2 separate regions of the Homo sapiens genome follow, and region 2 is linked to region 1. The links are chromatin contacts, found by Hi-C or POLR2A ChIA-PET in ENCODE. All regions are on one chromosome and are shown on one strand. The core of a region is the stretch at or near the end of the contact, and the rest is flanking DNA. Distances in the headings are between cores, read along the strand shown. Region 1 overlaps CAMKK2 (calcium/calmodulin dependent protein kinase kinase 2). Region 2 holds the start of ANAPC5 (anaphase promoting complex subunit 5).

What was found. A loop is a pair of places that touch in the nucleus more often than their neighbours do. ChIA-PET counts read pairs that join two places held with the same protein, here RNA polymerase II (POLR2A). Pooled maps may share reads with other maps.
Region 2: a pooled map shows a loop between it and region 1 (3-fold over the local background). The contact joins the promoter of ANAPC5 here to the enhancer-like site in region 1. A Hi-C loop is called at or near these places in 1 of 168 maps with a recorded cell type or tissue (endothelial cell of hepatic sinusoid) and 3 of 50 pooled maps. POLR2A ChIA-PET finds 5 or more read pairs at or near these places in 3 of 52 experiments (H1, WTC11 and naive thymus-derived CD4-positive, alpha-beta T cell).

Annotation. Positions count from the first base shown.
Region 1 is chr12:121,275,730-121,282,694 of GRCh38, forward strand. All of the region lies in intron 1 of CAMKK2 (calcium/calmodulin dependent protein kinase kinase 2), which reads right to left. Among named protein-coding and RNA genes, the nearest start is that of CAMKK2, 17 kb to the right of the region's middle. RefSeq lists an enhancer at 6,739-6,965. Within about 2 kb of position 2,547, at least 18 of the 41 ENCODE cell types and tissues checked have a DNase peak (open chromatin) inside an H3K27ac peak, as active enhancers do.
Region 2 is chr12:121,349,680-121,356,644 of GRCh38, forward strand. ANAPC5 (anaphase promoting complex subunit 5) reads right to left here and starts at 2,732. Exons shown (of 17, transcript NM_016237.5): 1 at 2,455-2,732. The coding sequence starts at 2,661. RefSeq lists enhancers at 1,807-2,482, 2,475-2,734, 3,159-3,834, 3,835-4,508.

The sequences.
Region 1 (6,965 bases), core at 1,297-3,796:
AGGTTTTCCTTTTGGGGTGATCAAAACGTTTTGAAACTAGATAGAGGTAATGGTTGCACAGCATTGTGAACGTACTAAATGCCACTGAACTATACACTTCAAAATGGCCAACTTATGTTACATGAACTTATATCTCAATTTTTTAAAAAAGGCCAGGCACGGCAGCTCACGCCTGTAATCTCAGCACTTTGGGAGGACAGGGCGGGTGGATCATGAGGTCAGGAGTTCAAGGCCAGCCTGACCAACATGGTGAAACCCCATCTCTACTAAAAATACAAAAATTAGCCAAGTGTGGTGATGTACACCTGTAGTCCCAGCTACTCAGGAGGCTGAGGCAGGAGAATCACTTGAACCCGGGAGGCGGAGGTTGCAATGAGCCGAGATCACGCCACTGCACTTCAGCCTGGATGACAGAGTGAGACTCCATCTCAAAAAAAAAAAAAAAGAGAGAGAAGTCGGACACAGTGGTTCATACCTGTAATCCTCCCAGCACTTTGGGAGGCCAAGGCAGGTGGATCACCTGAGGTCAGGAGTTCAAGACCAGCCTGGCCAACCTGGTGAAACCCCATCTCTACTAAAAATACAAAAATTACCTGGGCATGGTGGTGGGCACCTGTAATCCCAGCTACTCGGGAGGCTGAGGCAGGAGAATCACTTGAATCCGGGAGGTGAAGGTTGCAATGACTGAGCCGAGATCGCACCACTGCACTGCAGCCTGGGTGACTGAACAAGACTCATCTCAAAAAATAAAAATAAAAAAGATTAACACATCCCCTTAGGCTGTCAATTCTTACCGTCTCTGGGACAGAACATTAACCTTTGCTTAACGTGTTTGACAAATTCTGCTGGACAAATGTCACAGGTACCACTGGAATTCAGGGAGTACATTTGTGGACAGACACCTGTGGATGATGGCCACTCCATGCTAATCACCCACATCACAAAGGGTCTCTCTGGACCATCCTGGCCAACATGGTGAAACCCCGTCTCTACTAAAAATACAACAATAAGCCAGGTGTAGTGGCTCATGCCTATAATCCTAGCTACTGGAGAGGCTGAGGCAGGAGAATTGCTTGAACCTGGGAGGCGGAGGTTGCAGTGAGCTGAGGTTGCACCACTGCACACCAGCCTGCCAACAGAGGGAGACTCCATCTCAAAAAAAAAGGGCGGGGTGGGGGGGGGGTCTCTCTAGATGTCCCAGGAAAACAGTGAGGGCTCAGCAGAGATTTTATGAATGAATAAAATGGTATCTCCGATGACATTGGGAGGTAGTGGGGTAAAAGAGAGGAAGGTACAGACAGCGGAAAGCCAGAGCTCCCTGGAGGATCTGGCTGAGAGGCAGAAAATGGCCCTCAGCGCTCTCGGAACGGTCCTTCCAGAAGAACTGATGAAATAGCTACTACGCCAGGCACGTGGCAGGGAAAGCCCAACAGGAAAGGCAAAAGGGAAAACCCAACGCCCCAGCCCTGACACGGGCCTGACTCATGCACACAGAGTGTGTGGTAAGAGAACGCCAAAGAGTCCAATCATGCGGCAAGATGTTCAACCTCACAGTAAGAGAACTGCAAATTCAAACTACAATCAGGCAGCCTGGTGGCTCCCCAAAAAGTTAAACGTAGAGTTGCCATATAACCAGCAATTCCTCTCCTAGGTATAGACCCAAAAGAATTGAAGGTAGGGATTCAAACGGATACTTGTACACTAATGTTCATAGCAACATCATTCACAATAGCCAAAAGGTATAACCAAGTGTCCATCAACAGACGAATGAATAAACAAAATGTGGCAGAGCCATACAACAGAATACTATACAGCCACAAAAAAGAAGGAAACTCTGACTCACACTACAACACAGACGAACCGTGAAGACATACGCTAAGTGAAGCAAGCCAGATACTAAAGGACAAGTGTTGTAAGATTTCAGTTACATGAAGTATCTAGAATAGTCAAATTCAGGCCAGATGCAGTGGTTCGCACCTGTAATCCCAACACCTTGGGAGGCCAAGGCAGGCAGATCACTTGAGGTTAGGAGTTCCAGATAAGCCCGGCCAATATGGTGAAACCCCATCTCTACTAAAAATACAAAAATTAGCCAGGCGTGGTGTTGGGCACCTGTCATCCCAGCTACTCAGGAGGCTGAAGCAGGAGAATCACTTGAACCCGGGAGGCACAGGTTGCAGTGAGGCGAGATTGCGCCACTGCACTCCAGCCTGGGTAACAGAGCAAGACTCCATCTAAAATAAATAAATAAATAAAAAGTGTTTTAAAGGAAAGAAAATACCTGTAACCATGATCGGAGTTATGATGATAAGGCCTAGGATGCTACGGGATCAGACGGGGCAGGAGGTCAGGAGAGGGGAGCAGTTGGTCTTATCTCCTATTTCTCTGTCCCCCATTCCCCCTTACTGTATCTCAGAAAGAAATCATCAACTCTGTCCCTGTCTCAGTTTCCCCATCAATGAGAGAATACAACTCAAGTTTGATATTTCTCTATGGCCCTAGCTGCTGCTACTTTACTTCTCCTTCTCATGGTCCTTATGTCCCAGAAGAGGAAACTCAAGATACCCTGAAGTTCAACAGCTTAAGGTCATTGACATCCTGTAAAGTTGGTGCCCATCTGATAGTCATAGGATTAGATGAACCAAGCACTCAGAATCATGCCCTGCAAGTGGTTAAGTACTCAAAAACTATTACTTCAACAAACACCTGTTGGATGCTATGGTTTGACTCTGTGTCCTCTCCCAAATCTCACCTTGAATTGTACTCCCATAATTCCCGTGTGTTGTGGGAGGGACCCAGTGGGAGATAATTGAATCACGGGGGCGGGTTCCCCCATACTGTTCTCATGGTGGTAAGCCTCACGAGATCTGATGGTTTTATCAGGGGGTTCCGCTTTTGCATCTTCCTCATTCTCGCTGCCTGCTGCCGTCCATGTAAGACCGGACTTGCTCCTCCTTGACTTCCGCCATGATTATGGGGCTTCCCCAGCCAAGTGGAACTATAAGTCCAGTTAAACCTTTCTGTTGTAAATTGCCCAGTCTCGGGTATGTCTTTATCAGCAGCGTGAAAACGGACTAATACAGATGCCCATGGCCTGCTCTGGTAGGTAGCCTATGCTCTGGAATGTTCCCACGAGGACCAATGTCCAAGCGAGCTGGCCTGCTCTTAAGTGTGTCCCTCAGCCCTGGCTGTGTGGCCTGCGTCCCCCAGGGCAGGCAGTCAGTCTCTCCCCTATCCTAGAGCTGCCTCTGATAGGGCTGCAAGAGTTCCTGAGAAGAAAATGAGGCTGAGCAGTGCCTGGGAAAGTCAATGGAGATTTGTTTTTTTCTCACCAACAGGAAAACAATTGCTTATCGAACTCTACACCAGGCCAAGGGCACTGAGCCATCCGCCCCCAGCAAGGCTGCTTTTAATCGGCCTCCTTGGCAAGCTGGCATCTGGCCCGGGCCTCCCTCACAGCTCTGACGGAGTCTCGGCCTCTGCGGTCTGTTGGAGGATGGAGAGGAGAGACAGCTCAGACCCCGGGCAGGGACGTCGGCGCTGGCAGGGCAAGCGTGAAACCCCAGAGCTCAGCAGAGAGGAGCCCCAGGGACGCAGGCCCTGACAGGAAGAGATGCATCCAGGGGCTTCTGGCCTCACAGACACCTAGAGTCTAGGCCAGTGTCCTGAACGGTTTGGGGGTCACAGACCCTACAAAGATCTGATGAAAGCTACCAACACTCTGTGCAGAAGAAATCATGCAAAAAGACAATAGTTTAGCCTGGAAACAGCAACGGCTAACATTCAACTGAGCTCTCATCAGGCACCCAGCACGGAGATAACCGCCTGGCCATGTAACCCTCACAGGACCAGGCCCTCTGCCAGGGAAGGACAGTGAAGCATTCGATTCCAGAGGGCGGAGCGTGAGAGGAGGACTTTTTTGCAAAGTTGCTTGGATTTGACAAAATGTCAGCCCTGGCCCTGCATCCTTCCCCATGAAATCCAGGCAGAGGCCATCCCCCAAGGCCTTGCCTCTACCCTGTTCCCTCTCACAGGGCAGCTCATCACGAGCCACCAGAGCCTTCCTGGAGCAGATGGACCCGGGACCCGGGCCAGGATGAGGGAAACGCTCCTTCCTCTGCCAGGAAGCTGAGTGGCGCAGGCCTCCAGGAAACACCTTCTCATTTCCTAGGGGCTGTTTCCAACCTGCATCCGCTACCTCCCGCGCAGCAAGCTGCCAGTGGGTGCCAAAGAGGTGCTCCCGAGCCCGGACACACCTGTGCAGGCTCCCCCGAGGTTGCCTCATCCTGGGCACAACAAAAAGGCCCAAAACAGCTCCGAGGATCCTGCCAAGGCCACGGACGATGTCCTGCCCGGGACATCAATGTCCTCCTTGGGAAAATGGGCTCAGCCAGCCAAAGTCAGGGACCCCAAACGGAGGGACCGGCTAAAGCCATGGCAGAAGAACATGGATTGTGAAGATTTTATGGACATTTATTAGTTCCCCAAATTAATACTTTTGTAATTTCTTATGCCTGTCTTTACTGCAATCTCTAAACATAAATTGTAAAGATTTCATGGACACTTATCACTTCCCCAGTCAATACCCTCGTGATTTCTTATGCCTGTCTTATTTAATCTCTTAATCCTGTCAGTTGAGGAGGATGTATATCGTCTCAGGACCCTGTGATAATTGCATTAACTGCACAAATTGTACAGCATGTGTGTTTGTGCAATATGAAATCTGAGCACCTTGAAAAAAGAACAGGATAACAGCAATCGTTCAGGGAATAAGAGAGATAACCTTAAACTCTGATCGCCGGTGAGCCGGGCAGAACAGAGCCATATTTCTCTTCTTTCAAAAGCAAATGGGAGAAATATCGCTGAATTCTTTTTCTCAGCATGGAACGTCCCTGAGAAAGAGAATGCGTACCTAGGGGTAGGTCTCTGAACTGGCACCCCCCGGGGCGTACCTGTCTCTTATGGTCGAGATTGCAGAGGTGAGATAGACTCCAGTCTCCCATAGCGCTCCCATCTCCCATAGCGCTCCCAGGCTTATTAGGAAGGGGAAATTCCCACCTGATAAATTTTGGTCAGACCGGTTGATCTCAAAACCCTGTCTCCTGATAAGATGTTATCAATGACAATGTTGCCCGAAACTTCATTAGCAATTTTAATTTCACCTGGGTCCTGTGGTCCTGTGATCTCACCCTGCCTCCACTTGCCTTGTGATATTCTATTACCCTGTTAAGTACTTGATGTCTGTCACCCACACCTATTCGCACACTCCCTCCCCTTTTGAAAATCCCTAATAAAAACTTGCTGGTTTTTGTGGCTTGTGGGGCATCACGGAACCTACCGACATGTGATGTCTCCCCCGGACGCCCAGCTTTAAAATTTCTCTCTTTTGTACTCTGTCCCTTTATTTCTCAAGCCAGCCGACGCTTAGGAAAATAGAAAAGAACCTATGTGATTATCGGGGCAGGTCCCCCGCTAGACGCGGGCCTCCAGGAAACACATTCTCATTTCCTAGGGGCTGTTTCCAACCTGCATCCGCTACCTCCCGCGCAGCAAGCTGCCAGTGGGTGCCAAAGAGGTGCTCCCAAGCCCGGACACACCTGTGCAGGCTCCCCTGAGGTTGCCTCATCCCGGGCACAACAAAAAGGCCCAAAACAGCTCCGAGGATCCTGCCAAGGCTACGGATGATGTCCTGCCCGGGACATCAATGTCCTCCTTGGGAAAATGGGCTCAGCCACACCCTGTCTCACATGGGGAAACTGAGGCCCACAGAGGTCCTCAAGGAAATGCGTTCATTCATTCATTCATTCATTTGTTCTTACATGTAGTAATTATAAAGCAATGATCACGTGCTGGATAAACAAAACAGATGTGGTTTTTGCCCTCGAGGGGACTGACAGTCCAATGAGGGGGACCAACATTTAAAAGTAGGTGCACAAGGCCGGGTGCGGTGGCTCATGCCTGGAATCCCAGCACTTTGGGAGGCCGAGACGGGTGGATCACCTGAGGTCAGGAGTTCAAGACTAGCCTGGCCAAATGGTGAAACCCCGTCTCTACTAAAAATACAAAAATAGCCAGGTGTGGTGGCGGGCGCCTGTAATCTCAGCTACTTGGGAGGCTGAGGCAGGAGAATCGCTTGAGCCTGGGAGGCAGAGGTTGTGGTGAGCCAAGATTGGGCCATTGCACTCTAGCCTGGGTGACAAAGCGAGAGTCCATCTTGAAAAAGAAAAAGTAGGTCCCAAGTGAATCTATAAGCACAGACTGGGGCAGAAGACCAGGATATGATCAAAGAGAATACCAGAGGGGACCACTTTAGATTTGAAGGGAGGCGGTGGGTGAAAGAAGGCCCCTCTTGGTGAACGTCTATTAGGCTGAGACCTACAGGGTGAGTAGATACTAAAGGAGCAGGAACTTGTTCCCAGCAGAGGAAACAGCTTCTGAGAAGGCCCTCTGTGGAAAAGAGGCGGGAGAGTGGAGGCAACAGAAACAAGTTTCCTGGGTCTGGAGCCCGGGAGCAGGAACAAAGTGGGGAAGGAGGGGCTGGAAGGGCTACAGCTTTGTGGGAAGTGGATGATGATGACGAGAGGGCAGCCCAGGGCAATGCTACAGGGACTGGGCTCAGACCCTGCTGTGAGTTGAACTGTGTCCCCCAAAAATGTTATGTGGCAGTTCTAACCCTCAGGACCTCAGAATGTGGCCTTATTTGGAGACAGGTCTTTACAGAGATTATGAAGTTAAAATGAGGTCATTAGGGTGGGCCCCAGTCCAACAGGCCTAGTCCAATAAATGGGAAAGGTAGACACACAGCCAGCCAGCACGGAGGGGGAAGGCCACACGGAGATGGAGGCGGAGACGATGCTCCTTCTAGAGGCCAAGGAGCATCAGAGATTATCAACAACCACCAGCAGCCAGGAGAGGCCTGGAACAGACTCCCCTCGGAGCCTTCAGAAGGGACGAACCCTGCCAAG
Region 2 (6,965 bases), core at 1,482-3,981, 74 kb after region 1:
GCAGGAAGGTGAGAGTTAAGAGACCAGAATCACTGTTTCTATTTTTTTTTTTTTTTTGGAGACGGATGCCCAGGCTGGAGTGCAGTGATGTGATCTCAGCTCACTGCAACCTCCACCTCCTGGGTTCAAATGATTTCCTGCCTCAGCCTCCCGAGTAGCTGGGACTACAGGCGCACATCACAATGCCCGGCTAATTTTTTTTTGTATTTTTAGTAGAGATGGGGTTTCACTGTGTTGGCCAGGCTGGTCTCGAACTCCTGACCTCAAGTGATCCACCCACCTCAGCCTCCCAAAGTGCCGGGGTTACAGGTGTGATCCCACCCGGCCTTTTATTTACCAAAATTTTAGTATTATAACTTTAATAATGGAGGGAAATGCATTTATAGTAATAGCAGACGTGGCTAGCCCTGGGAGCCACAAGTTATAAAGACATCCCTTTTATTTAACTGGGTAGGTCTCTTGACCATGGTGTCCTCAGTTCTCCCCTCTTCCCATGCCCCTCACCCACAAATACAAGTGATAAATTTTTTAAAAAAGCCTTTATAAACTATACTAAGGAATATAAATGCAACTCTAGACACTAATTTTATTAGGTTTATCTTTTAAGATCCCATAATATAGAGGCCCAGGGACCCAGATCTGTTTCTGCCATCACTGTTACTCAACAGACAATGCTTATCCATCAAGGCACAGCTTCACACTTTCTGTAAGAAATCCTCGGGCCGGGCGCGGTGGCTCATGCCTGTAATCCCAGCACTTTGGGAGGCCGAGGCGGACAGATCACGAGGTCTGGAGATCGAGACCATCCCGGCTAACACGGTGAAACCCCGTCTCTACTAAAAATACAAAAAATTAGCCGGGCGTGGTGGCGGGAGCCTATAGTCCCAGCTACTCCGGAGGCTGAGGCAGGAGAATGGCGTGAACCCGGGAGGCGGAGCCTGCAGTGAGCCGTGATCGTGCCACTGCACTCTGGCCTGAGCGACGGAGCGAGACTCCGTCTCAAAAAAAAAAAAAAAATCCTCTCCATGAGTGCACTCATCCACCTCTATCGCATTTCATTCATTTTACAAAAAACTACTCAGGCATTCTAGGAGGCTTTGGGGATGTACCAGTAAACAAAAACAGGACTAAGTACTGAGCTGGTGGAGGTTACCGTCTAATGGGAGAGAAGGCCATCACTCACGTAACCATGAATATAAATGGAAAAACCACAACTGATATAGGGGAAGGTATATGCCATATGTGAACACACTAAAATGAAAATTCTAGTAATATTGAGCATTTACTACATGCTAGTAACAGTTTCTACTATTGTTCCCATTTTACAGAGAGAAAACTGAGACCCAAATGAATTAAGGAACTTAATTATCTGAGCTAAACCTGTGTCTGCAAAATGAAATAACACATGACGGCCGGGCGCAGTGGCTCACTCCTGTAATCCCAATACTCTGGGAGACCAGACGGGAGGATTGCTTGAGTCCAGGAGTTCCCGGCCAGCCTGGGTAACATGGCAAAATCCCGTCTCTACAAAAAATGCAAAAAAATTAGCTGGGCGTAGTGACCCGCGCCTGTACTCCCAGCTACTTGGGAGGCTGAGGTGGGAGGATCACCTGAGCCTGAGAGGTCGAGGCTGCAGTGAGCCGCGATCACACTACTGCACTCCAGCCTGGGCGACAAAGCGAGACCCTGTCTCAAAAAAATAATAATAATTTAAAACAAATTTTAAGTAAAGTGCTTAGCACACAGTTAAGTATTCAATCAGTGCTCGTCCTTGGCTTTATGCCTTTTTTTTTTTTGAAACGGAGTCTTGCACTGTCGCCCAAGCTGGAGTGCAGTGGCGCGATCTCGGCTCACTGCAACCTCCGCTTCCCAGGTTCTAGCGATTCTCCTGCCTCAGCCTCCCGAGTAGCTGAAATTACAGGTGCCCGCCACCACGTCCAGCTAATTTTTTGTGTTTTTAGTAGAGACGGGGTTTCACTACGTTGGTCAGGCTGGTCTCGAACTCCTGACCTCGTGATCCACCCGCCTTACCCTCCCAAAGTGCGGAGATTATAGGCGTGAGCCACTGCGCCCGGCCCGGTTTTATGGCATTTTTACTGTTTATTACGGTCCTCTAGGATAGGGAGCCTGTATGACTTATCCCTGTGTCTCCAACGCTCTATTGTATAGCCCCATTTTAAAGAAGATACAGGATCTGAGACTCTAACTCTCAGCTAATAAATACTGGAGCCAGACATGAACTTGCAAAAAAAAAAAATGCATGTAAAGCGCCTGGCCCACCGTAAACGCTCAGTACGTGTTAGCTACCGGTAGTAGCTATCTTTATTTCTTCACGTTCCTCCAGGCAGGGAGAGTATCTGATGGACACGAGTGTCCCCAAGCCCAGGGTTCCGCACAGAGCAGATGCTCAGTAAAAGTTTGCTGCACGAGCAGGAGCCAGCGGGCGCCTCTCACCTGCAGCAGGGGCAGGAGCAGCTGGTTGAGCCTCCGCCGCTCCATGAGGCTGACGGCGCCCTCGCCTGTGCGGCTCATCTCGTTCAGCAGCACCAGCACCGCGATCTTGTACGGCGTCACCCAGTCCTTGATGCCGAACACATTGGCGTGCACAACCCCATTGGTCATCATGGGATTGAAGTAGAGGCTCTCGTGGACGCTGGCCATGGCGGCCCGAGACTAAGTCTCGGGCCCGCGGCGCGCTGCCGCCAGTTGTCACCACAAGGCACAACACTACCGGGTCTACATCTCCGCCCGCCCTCACAATATCCCAGGAAACAGACATCCGCGTGCTCGCGGCATTTGTTAACCAATCAGAGCAGTCTGTCAGAGCACATGGGAGAGCGACAGCCAGTCAGAATGTACAAGAGTGCGGGGAGGGGTGCACCAAAAGACTGACTCCCTACAGAAACTTTTGCCGAGTGGGAGCAGGTTCCCAGGCTACGTGGACAGGGACCGGATGGGAGGGGAAGTCGATGCTTGGGGTCGGGGCTGAAGGGACTGAGGAGCTCCCAAAGTGGTTTTTTTGTTGTTGGTTGTTGTTGTTGGTGGTGGTGGTGGTGGTTGTCGTTGTTGTTGTTTGAGACGATATCTCGCTATGTTACCAAGACTGGAGGGCAGTGGTTATTCGTAGACGCCCTCAAAGAGCACTGCACCCTCCCAAATCCTGGGCTCGAGCGATCCTCCCGCCTTCCCGAGAAGCTGGGACTACAGGCAGCGCGCCTGGCTTGTTCATGTAATTTGAAAATAGTTCAAATAGAATGTTTAAATGATTGTGTTTAAAAGTACCGAAATTAAATTTGCACCCTTAAAGTATGTATTTATTATGTTACTTTTAAACTCAAATGTTTAGGAGTTTAACTCTGTCTTTTTAAAGATAGGAACATGAGATTTTTCTTCAGCGTTTCACAAATGCCATTTGCAGACAGCCAGATCAGGTTGCCAGTGGTCGTGTATCCTTACGTGAAATAGAACATTAGCAACATCACCTCCATGTGCTGAGTCAGTTTCCTACCTAATAAACTACAAAATCTATACTCTGCATTTCAAAGCCCTCCAAAAGCAATCCCCAGCCAACATTTTGAACCTGATTTTTCACAATTCCCCTTCCGTTCATCTGTACCTCTCCCAAGACACTTAGTTCTCTATACCCTGAATTATTATTAATGATCTGGTATCCCTATTAGTCTTTATGTCCCTTGAAAGAAAAACCACATACCATTCAACTTTGGCTATCCACATGCACACACTGTGCCTTGTGCCTTTTGTTTTGTTTTGTTTTGTTTTGAGACGGAGTCTCCTCTGTCGCCCAGGCTGGAGTGCAGTGGCGCGATCTCTGCTCACTGCAAGCTCTACCTCCCTGGTTCACGCCATTCTCCTGCTTCAGCCTACCGAGTAGCTGGGACTACAGGCATCGGCCACCACGCCCGGCTAATTTTTTGTATTTTTAGTAGAGACGGGGTGTCACCGTGTTAGCCAGGATGGTCTCAATCTCCTGACCTCGTGATCCTCCCGCCTCGGCCTCCCAAAGTGCTGGGATTACAGGCGTGAGCCACCGCGCCCGGCCTGCCTTGTGCCCATTTTTATGTTTGTTTAAATTATACTTTCTCTCTCTCTCATTCTGCTACCGAGGCTGGACTGCAGTGGCACGCTCACGGCTCACTGCAACCTCAGCCTCCAGTTAAAGTAGGTAATTAGACATGAGCAGGGCAGGAGACCCCCTCGCCCTCAGGAATGCCAGGCTCAAGCAATCCTCCCACCTCAGCCTCACGAGTAGTTGAGACTACAGGCTTGTGCCACCATGCATGGCTAATTTTTTTTTTTTTTTTTTCCCGATACGGAGTCTTGCTCTGTCGCCCAGTCTGGAGTACAGTCGCTCGATTTCGGCTCACTACAATCTCTACCTCCCGGGTTCAAGCAATTCTCCTGCCTCAGCCTCCCGAGTAGCTGGAACTACAGGCACGCACCACCACGCCCGGCTAATTTTTGTATTGTTTGTAGAGATGGGGTTTCACCATGTTGGCCCGGCTGGTCTTGAACTGGTTGAACTCCTGACCTCAGGTGACCCGCCCATCTCCGCCTCCAAAAGTGCTGGGATTACAGGCCTGAGCCACTGTGCCTGGATGCATGGCTAATTTTTTTATTTTTTGTAGACACGAGGTCTTGCGATGTTGTCCAGGCTGGTCTCGAACTCCTGGACTCAAGTGATCCTCCTGCCTCAGCCTCCCAAATTGCTACGATTAAAGGCATGGGCCACTGCATGCAGCCTCATGCCTGGTTTTTGTTTTCTCAATCGCTATTTGTTTAATGAATAATGAATGAATATGCATTATTAGTTCACAAAAACAAAAAAGAAGGCAGATATGTATAAGCTAAATGATGCTATCAAAAAAGAAGACATTGATATCTTGTAATACAAGCTTTCCTATCTTGAGAACTCTGTATGTTTTAGTTACCATACATAATTATTATATAACTATCTTTTATTTGTGAAAGGAGAAGCTGGCTTTTGCCAGGAATTTAATACTCACTTAACCTCTTTCTTTGCCTCGGTTTATTTTTATGCCTCACTCTATTAATGAAAAAGCATACTTACAATCTCCCAGCTCTTTAGGATATTTTTGCATATGTGTATACCATAAATAAGGTTTGACAAAGGGTCTGTGTGGAATAAACTAGTATTCAACCTTAAAATCCTGAGTAGGAACACTTAATGAATGGAAAGAGGAAAGTAATTTTACAAAATCCTAAATAACAATTTTACTGTAAATTGGTAAGACTTTCAAGCCATTGATTCATTTATTCAGTAACACTGTGCTAAGCTCCTGCTATATTTAAGGCACTGTTCTAGGTGCTGGGGACCAAAAGGGATGAATTTCTAAGCCAGAAGTTGCAAACTGAAGTTGCAATCTAAACTAAATGCGGCTCATTAGATATATTTTATTTGCTTTGCATGGTGTTTGCCAACACTTAAAAATTAGGATATTTCTGCCAACAAAGAACTACATTTCCAGCTTCACTTGAAAAATTTGAAAATTTGGTAACATGATTTATTCCTAGATGGTAACAACTGACTGGATATGCACAGCATAAGCTGCCTTTGGCCAGGTGCAATGGCTCATGCCTGTAATCCCAACATTTTGGGAGGCCAAGGCAGGCAGATCACTTGAGGTCAGGAGCTCGAGACCAGCCTGGGCAACATGGTGAAACCCTGTCTCTATTAAAAATATAAAAATTAGCCAGGCATGGTGGGGGGTGCCTGTAATCCCAGCTACTCGGGGGGCTGAGGCAGGAGGATCGGTTGAACCCAGGAGGCAGAGGTTGTAGTGAGCCGAGGTCATGCCACTGCACTCCAGCCTGGGCAACAGAGCAAAAACTCCATCTCAAAAATAAATAAATAAATAGGCTGGAGGTGGCGGCTCATGCCTATAATCCCAGCACCTTGGGAGGCAGAGGTGGGTGGATCACTTTGAGGCCAGGAGTTTGACACATGCCTGGCCAACATGGTGAAACCCTGTCTCTACTAAAAATACAAAAATTAGCCAGGTGTGCTGGGATGCACCTGTAATCCCAGCTACTTGGGAGGCTGAGGCCGGAGGATACCTTGAGCCCAGGAGTTCAAGGCTGCAGTGACCTATGATTACCACTGCACTCTAGCCTGGACGACAGAGTGAGACTCTGTCTCATAAATAAATAAATAAGCCACCTTTATTTAGGGCATGCCGTTTCCAACTCACTACAATCCTCATCAATCGTTATTGGGTTTTTTGTTTTGTTCTGTTTTGTTTTTTGGAGCCAGGGTCTCACTCTGTGGCCCAGGCTGGAGTGCGGTGGCATGATCACAGCTTACTGTAGCCTCCACCTCCTGTGCTCAAGCGATCCTCCCACCTCAGCCTCCCGAATAGCTGGGACCACAGGAATGCACCACCACATGTGGCTAATTTTTAATTTTTTTGTAGAGATAGAGTCTCACTGTGTTGCTCAGGCTGGTCTGTAAGTCCTGGGCTCACAAAATCCTCCCACCTCAGTCTCCCAAGATGCTGGGATTACAGGTGTCAGCCATCACACCCGGCCTAGACTTTTCTATATGTATATATCTGATTTTAAGAATGTTGCTAGGCCAGGCGCCATGGTTCACGCCTGTAATCACAGCACTTTGGGAGGCTGAGTCAGGTGGATCACCTGAGGTCAGGAGTTCAAGACCATCCTGACCAACATGGTGAAACCTTTTCTACTAAAAATAAAAAATTAGCCGGCCATGGTGGCGCATGCCTGTAATCCCAGCTATTTGGGAGGCTGAGGCAGGAGAATCGTTTGAACCCAGTAGGCAGAGGATACAGTGAACCAAGATCATTCCATTGCACTCCAGCCTAGGCAACAAGAGTGAAACTCCTTCTCAAAAAAAAAAAAAAAAAAAGAACATGGCTAAATATCAAAACCCTGAAAACATTTGAACTCTTTTGGACTTACTC